Regions from separate parts of the Homo sapiens genome. Here region 2 is linked to region 1. Evidence: chromatin contacts called from ENCODE Hi-C or POLR2A ChIA-PET data. All regions are on one chromosome and are shown on one strand. The core of a region is the stretch at or near the end of the contact, and the rest is flanking DNA. Distances in the headings are between cores, read along the strand shown. Region 1 holds the start of LINC02656 (long intergenic non-protein coding RNA 2656). Region 2 overlaps IL2RA (interleukin 2 receptor subunit alpha).

What was found. A loop is a pair of places that touch in the nucleus more often than their neighbours do. ChIA-PET counts read pairs that join two places held with the same protein, here RNA polymerase II (POLR2A). Pooled maps may share reads with other maps.
Region 2: a pooled map shows a loop between it and region 1 (3-fold over the local background). The contact joins the enhancer-like site here to the promoter of LINC02656 in region 1. A Hi-C loop is called at or near these places in 3 of 37 single-sample maps with no recorded cell type and 9 of 50 pooled maps. POLR2A ChIA-PET finds 5 or more read pairs at or near these places in 5 of 52 experiments (CD4-positive, alpha-beta T cell, CD4-positive, alpha-beta memory T cell, activated B cell and 2 more).

Annotation. Positions count from the first base shown.
Region 1 is chr10:6,348,303-6,352,376 of GRCh38, reverse strand. LINC02656 (long intergenic non-protein coding RNA 2656) reads right to left here and starts at 2,061. Exons shown (of 1, transcript NR_148966.1): 1 at 1-2,061. RefSeq lists a cis regulatory region at 3,867-4,074.
Region 2 is chr10:6,043,756-6,047,829 of GRCh38, reverse strand. All of the region lies in intron 1 of IL2RA (interleukin 2 receptor subunit alpha), which reads left to right. Among named protein-coding and RNA genes, the nearest start is that of IL2RA-AS1, 10 kb to the right of the region's middle. Within about 2 kb of position 2,344, at least 3 of the 41 ENCODE cell types and tissues checked have a DNase peak (open chromatin) inside an H3K27ac peak, as active enhancers do.

The sequences.
Region 1 (4,074 bases), core at 812-3,311:
ATAATTTCTCAAAAGTCTTCTTAGTTTGAGCACTAACATTGATTCTCTAGTTATGCTTGCTACACAGAATACAGGGCATCTATTTATCTGAAAATATTCATTATCCCATATTGTACTAGAGCCATATCCATTCTTTATCTGACACATCTGAAATTAGTTGTTATTTATCTGAAATTCAAATTTAATTTGATGTACCACATTTTAATTTGAGAAATCAGACAAACCTAGTTCTTAACATACCACCTTCACAAGACAGCCTGGCTAGAATACTCCACTGGTCTCTGAGCAAAAGCCTAATCCCCTTAAAGAGTCTAAGCCCATTAACCTATAGCAGCCAAACTGAGTGCTGTAAACAACCTCTATTTTTGAGCTCCTGATCTTCTCCATTAGTCAAGACAAATTAGAAAAACAATAAGAAAGAGAACAACCCATCATGACAATGGAAGAACCAGGCCATGATCTTTCCAAGCACAAACTGCAGCATTTTAGCATCTTCCCAGCACTGCTTCCCTGTCTATCCCTACCTGTCCTCCCCTGCCTCTGACATTAGTCATCATGATGCCTTCCTGCTTCTCCAAGGGACTCAGGATCTGATCCTTGCCTCCCCATCCAACCACCTGCCTGCCTGCCTGTCTCCCTCTCTGCACTCCAGCCAGCTTGCATGTCTCTTCGTTCCTCCCCTGCACCAGGCTCCTTCTTGCCACAGGATCTTTGCACATGCTCTGGCTTCTGCTTGGAAAGCCTTCTCTGTCTCCTCCTCCCTCCTCCCATTCCTTGGTTAACTCTTAGTCATCCATCATCACAGCTGCAAAGTCACTTCCCTAGGGAAGCTGTCCCTTTTTGCAGGCTGGTCAGCTTCCTCGGATCTAAGCTGTTAAAAGTTCTGTGTATTTTCCCTTCTCTACACTTACCATAGTTGACATTTTATTTTTGCTCTGGGATTATTTGGTTAATGTGCTAGAATCAAAACTCCAGAAGGGCCAGAACACTATGGCTTTTTTTGTTATCACTATGTTCCCAGCACTCAGCAAAAGAAAAATAAAAAACCAGACCCTCATTGTCACCTAATGGTGGTACTGTAATTCTCTCATTCCTTCCAAATGTATCAGCTGAATTTTTCAATAAAGAAGACATTTCCCTTATCAGCTCTTCCGTAACTGTGAGGTACAGTTTATACAAGAAAAGCAGAATAAATGCTTGAATTTTCCCCTTCTATTTACCAGTTTTCAGAATAATCAGAGGTGACAGACTCCTCCAAAGGTAACAAATGAGTTTGGTTTTACCGTTTTGAGTATTATGAATTCATGGATGTATACATGTTGATGTGTTTCAGTCCACTAAAGTCATTATTCTTTGGGATGCTCAAATTGTCTCATTGTTGGCCAGTAGAAGCCTGGGCCCTTTTGCCATGACCTCAGTTGTCTTTAATAGCTGTCCGGCTTGTATGACAAGACATTCTTGGATCCCCTTGTACAGCTCCTGACACCAATCTGGTTCAGCTATTTCTTCAAGAAGGCCTGGTTCCTTGTACATTCTTATTCACCTGTGGTTTCAATTCCCTAGTCTCTAAAAGAAACACTACAAATAGAAATTCTGTTCTGATTTTTCTCCTGTACAGCGGACCTGTATACCTAACAGATGACTGGGCATTGCCATCTCTGCCCACAACACACATCCTGAATTTGACTTGTTTGCACATGAAGTCATCATCCCTCCCCAAGATGGGCTCTCTATTATGCCTTCCTTGGGGATCAGTACTTGGAGTCGGGTCAGGGCAAGATACTGTTAGTGACATGTGGAATTCAGCCACACCATCATGAGAAGGTCCTCTCTGTGTGTTCTGGCTAAACCAGCCTTCTACCAGGTTAGCACGATTCTGGGCTTTGCAACATTCATGACCTGTTTGAGGGCACTGAAGGAGATGCTCAGCCACATCCCTTAATTTGCATGAGCCTGTAGGAAAAATATGTTTAAGAAGTCTGGCTGTCTGAGCAGGCCAAAGGAGAAGATGGAAGAGAAGGTGGTTTCCTGAAAGCATGAAGCTGTATCTGTTCATATTTTGACACCATCCCAGGAAGAAGAGGCTGAGGTAGGAAAGTACAGTCAGCTCTGGGAGTTCCCTCTGGAGAAGCTGGCTATGAGACGTGGAAGAAGCTCCCCAGCTGCAGTAGAAGGCACGAGAAGGTTTCAGGCTTTCCAGGTGGGCGTAGAATGGGCAGCAGCACAGGCATAACCTGGAGTGGCACAGGTGCCAGGGAAGAGGGCAGACGCCATGCGTGACATAGCAAGGGGATCACACCGCATCCATTGTGCATGAGACCACTTTTCACCACCCAGGCGACTCAAGGAGATAACTGGATGGGTGGTTCCAGGAAAAGAATGGACATCCTGCTAGGCCATCATATGCTGTCTCAGAGCACTGAGGTTTGATAAATGTGGTGAATTTGGAGGCACTCACAGCTGAGTCCCAGCACAGAGTGGGCACATAAGCAACACCATTTTCTCATTGCCCAAGCCAGCCCCTGCCCACAGCACCTCCACTTCCCAGAGCCACACCCAATCAATGGCCAACTTATGATTCTAATCTTGAATGTCTGTCGAGATCTTTTCCTTCTCCATCACTAAGCTCTCTCCTTTAAGTAAAAATTTTTCTCCTGGAGGAATGCCTCCTGGCTGATGCTTCTGCAAATCACCTCACTTCTCTTCAAGCCCTCCTCTGTTACAGACTATTCCAAATTTTTTTTTGTTTTTTTGTTTTTTTGTTTTTAACTTTTGCCTACCTTGTCGGCTCACGCCTGTAATCCCAGCACTTTGGGAAGCCGAGGTGGGTGGATCACCTGAGGTCAGGGGCTCTAGACCAGCCTGGCCAACATGGTGAAACCCTAGCTCTACTAAAAATTCAAAAATAAGCCGGGTGTGGTGGTGGGTGCCCGTAATCCCAGCTACTCAGGAGGCTGAGGCAGGAGAATCGCTTGAACCCAGGAGGCGGAGGTTGCAGTGAGCCAAGATCGAGCCACCGCACTCCAGCCTGGGTGACAGAGTGAAACTCCATCTTAAAAAAAAAAAAAAAAAATGCCTACCTAAATCTAACGTAAAACTTTGAGCTCACTCTGAAATATATTCATATTTACTTACAAGGGGAAAATGCCCTATGAACTGAAAATTATGTGTATTTTAGAACATACACAAAAGAGAAGTTAAAAGAAAATGAGAAAAATAAATAGATGTGATAATACTTTATTTCATTACTCCGATTAATAGTCTTACCAAACTCACCCGAAGACTGCCTGCAAAGTTCTTGAAGGAGCTTGGGATTGTAGGTGCTTTTGATGTTTTATTCAGACTGGACTAGATGCTTTAACCCTGAAGGTGCATCTTACGTATCTAAAAAAGACTTCCCTTAGGGCTAAACATAACAGAAAAGTGATGAATGAAGGAATCTGTCCAACATGTCATCTTTGATTGAAGATAAATACATTCATCTTATGGTTCTAGCTCTATTAAATTGAGTCTGTTTAATACACCCTGTCTGCAGCTAAACTAATTATTTCAGGCTGGATTTTCAATTTCTTACCTAGCCCTAGGATAAAACACAGAGTTGAATGGTTACGTAATCACCAGGTGCCGCTCAAGTGGTGATTTTTCAAATCAAGTATGGATCTCAAAGAAGAGAAGCAAATAACAACAGAGATACTTCTTGTGCTAGGGCCCTGGTTGCAGGACGGTGTCCCACCAGGCTACAGCTCTTAAATGGCAGAGCTGCTGCTGACACCTCTGTCGTTCTTGCAAGATCAAATACCAACTGCGTTGACTTCAAATCTGGCTTAAAAATAGGCCTAGCAGGCATAGTTTTCTCATCAAAACAAATTAGCCTAAAAAATAGCATTCCGAGAGACCAAGGGTTAGGAAAATTGTCCTGTGAGTGTTTTGAATTCTTTGTCACCCTTCATAACTGGTGCCGTTCATGAGGGAGCTTATTGGCTTGGGGGATGACAACTTGAACAGCAAAACAGGATGTGTCACCACCAGGCCCCCTGCTCTGCTGCAATCTACGAGAATTAATCAGTTTTGGGT
Region 2 (4,074 bases), core at 1,095-3,594, 300 kb after region 1:
ATTATATATATTTATCATATAATATACTAATTATATTAATGAGTATACTATAGTATTTTATATAACATACCCTAATTGCTTATTATATATCTGTATAATTATTTTATCATATAAGATAATTTCATAAGCTAAGATGGTATTTTATATATTTCATTTATTATATATTTATATTTATATACTTTATTGTATTTGAATTGTGATGTCTAATAAAATAATAGATACGTTAATTATCCTTCATATTCATAATAAGCTCCTTCATTGGTGTCTGGGAAGCCGAGAACATTTGTGCGTGTGAGCTCTCCTGTGTGTTCGGCATGCAGTGTGTTGCGTCTCAGCTGACGTGATTGCTGTTTTTGGTGGCCCGGAGGCACAGGGTGCATGCTACAGGCAGGAAGAGCTTTGGAGCAGGCTGACTCCTGAGCTCTCCTCTGGTGCCGTGGCTTCTGAGGCCCCCAGGTGACAACCAGCCTTTGCCATTCTAGTGTTTCCTCTATGTTCATCCCGCGTTCTGAGTGTGGCACAGGCCACACTCCTGACCCCACCAGCATCAGGTGCTGTGCACATGGTATGAGGTCGGGATGGAGTGCTGTTGGCATGGGGGTTGTTCCTTGGGCTACCTGTGTCCACATGGTCTGATTAACCCCTTCTGCACATCAGCAAGGGTTCAGCACCTCCTCAGGGTTAGGGCATGCGCAGGGCATGCAGGGATTTGAGGGTCCTTGGACAATGCATGTTCTCCATGCAAGCATGCAGAGACATGGAGAGGGTCTTTGTCCCTTTCAGTCCTAACATTCTGTGGCTTCATAACTACTTGTCCCACACCCGAGTAAAAAGCAGGATCTTCTCAGCACTGTGCTGAGGAAGTCTTTAAACCTTCCAGTAGGACATGGGATCCCTGCCTGCATCTTAAGTTCCCATGTCCTTAGGAAACGTGGCCACCTTGGAATTCAGCTCTCCAAGAAGCCCAGTGTGAATGCCCATTGCAGGAGCATCTGAGCTCACCCCCACTAACCCTGAGGTATCTGTTGAAAAGAATAGAACCCACCCACTGAAACTATCAGAGATCAAATGTTGTGTGTTGACTAAGAATTTGTGTTAAGGCAGGGATAGTTGAGCACCAATGCTTTCAAGGAACTCTGGAGAAATGCAAGCCTGTATTTCCTCTCAGCATGGCTGCAGAAGAGGGCCAGGGCAGCAGACAGGCATTTTGACCCACTCACAGATGAATACAAAGACTAAACTCAGCAAAAGCCTTGAGGTTGCATTTATGTGTCTGAGAACAGTCCCTGGAGCACAGGCATGGGCTTTTGGTACCACGTAACCTACAACCGTAAGCTCTCTGCTCTATGCTGTCCACTCCATCAATCCCACAGTGCCTGAAATGTCATTGTCTTACCCGATGTCTGGGGTAGCATCTGTGAACACACGGATTTGACACTTTTATGATGCTGTTTGTCTCTACTGAACCCTTCTTAAGCAAAATCACAGTAGACTAGCAGATCATGGTAGTATCTGAAAGCGCCAGGACCCCAGAACCTCAATCAGTGCTCCCCACTTCCCATGGTTTTCTCCCTGTGTTTCCACATTTGGATTGTCATTGTCTGTGAAAAGGCATGATCCCTGTCAACAACACACAGTGTATGCAATGTGTGTCTTGTGTAAAACGGAGTGTGAATTCTTGAGAGCAGGAAGGAAAAGGGGTACAAGAGGTTCCCCTGCGAGATGGGTGAGGAGCAGGGCAGAGTGAGCCTGGCTGCTGGGAACCCCTGAGGAGAGCTCTGGAGAGGGTTCTGGACACGTGGGCTTGGTCAGCCTGACAATTAGGATTTGTGTTAACAGGACCGGCCCTCACCTGACACCAACTGGACTGAGGTTCCCAGGAGAAACTCTTAGCATCATGACTTTGGAGGTTGCCATCATTTTTGATGACTTTTTCTTTTTCCTTCTTTTCTGTTTCCCTCTTGTCAAGTTTCTACCTGTAAGTTATACTTACTTATTCTGTGTTTCTTTACAGTCTCAGGGGAAATTCCGTTGAGTTGAAAATTTCCTCAGCTCCTCGCTCCAGTTTCTCAGAAGAGTCTCTCTCCTTGCAGAAAAGACTGTGGGTGGGAGTCACCAATTTAGCATATTTCTACTAAAAATATGACTCCATCCCAAGAAATTGGTTTTAAAGATTTGAGGAAAAACTGCTTTTAGATTTCAGAGAAAGAAAAAGAGTGTGTTTCTACTTCCCCCTTTTAAATCTGATAACTTTTATTTTAATCAGGTTGACATTCTGTGGTGAGCTTGTGGTTAACTCTTTCATGCCCGGAAGCCTGTTGTCGACCGAGAAGACTCCCAGGATTAGAACATAACCAGCGCCCAACATTTCATTTGCAGAAGCATCTGAGGTCCCAAAATGTGATGGTTTAGCGGCAGCTGCTTGTAGGGGTATTTTTGGTTTCCTGCTTCTTTTTTCCCTTCTAAGTAAAGACAAAATAACTAGATCCCTCCACCCCACCACCCCATCATTTCGTTGTTGTTTAACAAGTGTTGAGTAAGGCACAGTTGTTCTCCAAAAGGGTCTTACCCTGTGAGTTACTCATTTTAGGGTTACGGAAACTCTGACTATTTGACCCAGTCAACCAGGCCTCAGAAACTGTGGGTCAGATAACAAATAACTCATGGTGCTTCTGTGCTAATTACTGCAGAGATGTGTCCAAGTGCTCGGAGATCTCCTCCTTGAAGCCAAGGTCTCCTCCTTGAACCACACCGCCTTCTTCTCCTTTCCCGAGGGAATCAGGCAACTTTTCTTTGATGACAGCAACTTCCTTAAATCCCCCAAGCCCTGAGACAGGCACTTTACTTCTCCCACATTTCCTTCAACATTTGTGCTTGCTGAATGAAACAAGGAAGGTGAATGTTTGCTTGAATGAACCAATCAATGGGTAACAGCACCAGTGCTAATGCTAATACACTCAACTACTCATTCAGAACCTACCATGGCCCAAGGCTTGTGCTCTGCTCTTGGGTGCTGATCCAGCAAAGAGTGGGTGGAGGGGGAGTGGGAGGTGAAGTCCCTATACCACCACTTATATTTTGCACTGTCTTATTTTTTCCTCTGGTCACATGCATACATAAATTTTATATCTCTGTAATTATGCCATTTAAAAATCTTCCTACTGAGGTAGAAGTTGGGACTCAACCCCCGAGGCAGGGCTCAGACATCGGACAAAATTGAGGACTAGCAAAAACAGGATTGGGGCAGAAGCAGCTTTCCATAAGACATGCTCATGAGTGTGCCATGTCAGTTTACCATTGCCATGGCAACACCCAGGCGTTCCTGCTCCTTTCCATAGCAGTGACCGGATGACCCAAAAGTTACTACCCCTTCCCTAGAAATTTCTGCAAACTGCCCCTTAAACTGCGTGTAATTAAAAGCAGATATAAATATGAATGCAAAACTGCCCTGACCTACTACTCTCTGCCTATGTGGTCGCCCTGCTCTACAGAAGCAGTCACGGAGCTGTAGCACAGCCGGAACTATAACATTGCCACTTCAATAAAGCTGTTTTCTTTTATTCTACCACTGGCTTGCCCCTGAATTCCTTCCTGGGCAAAGCCAAGAACCCTTGCGGGCTAAGCCCCACCTCGGGGCTCGCTTGTCCTGCATCACTACCACCTTCTCTAGGAAGATGCTCTAGGCTTAATCATTGTGTTGAATTCAGCTGCTGAGGACTGAGAGGTGATTTGGATGATTGACTTCATAAATAAAATTGGGAGTTAGACTTTCCCCGCTGTGGACTTGCCACTGAGTTTGGGGAGAGGGGGGTTTCTTTCTCTGATAAAGTTCCACATCCACAGACAGAAGGAAAAGGCCCTGAACTAATCACTTCCTTTGGAAGAAGCTTTGGTAAAGAATTAACATTTGGGAGGTTGTCAAGAAAAACCTATTTGTTCTATAAATATTTAAAAATTATTAAAATTTCAACCAATACAGAAAAACACAAAGATTAATATAACCAACATGTGCCCATCATCAGGATTCAGTAAATGTTTACAGTTTACCTTGGTTGTTTCATGTCCTTTTTGTTT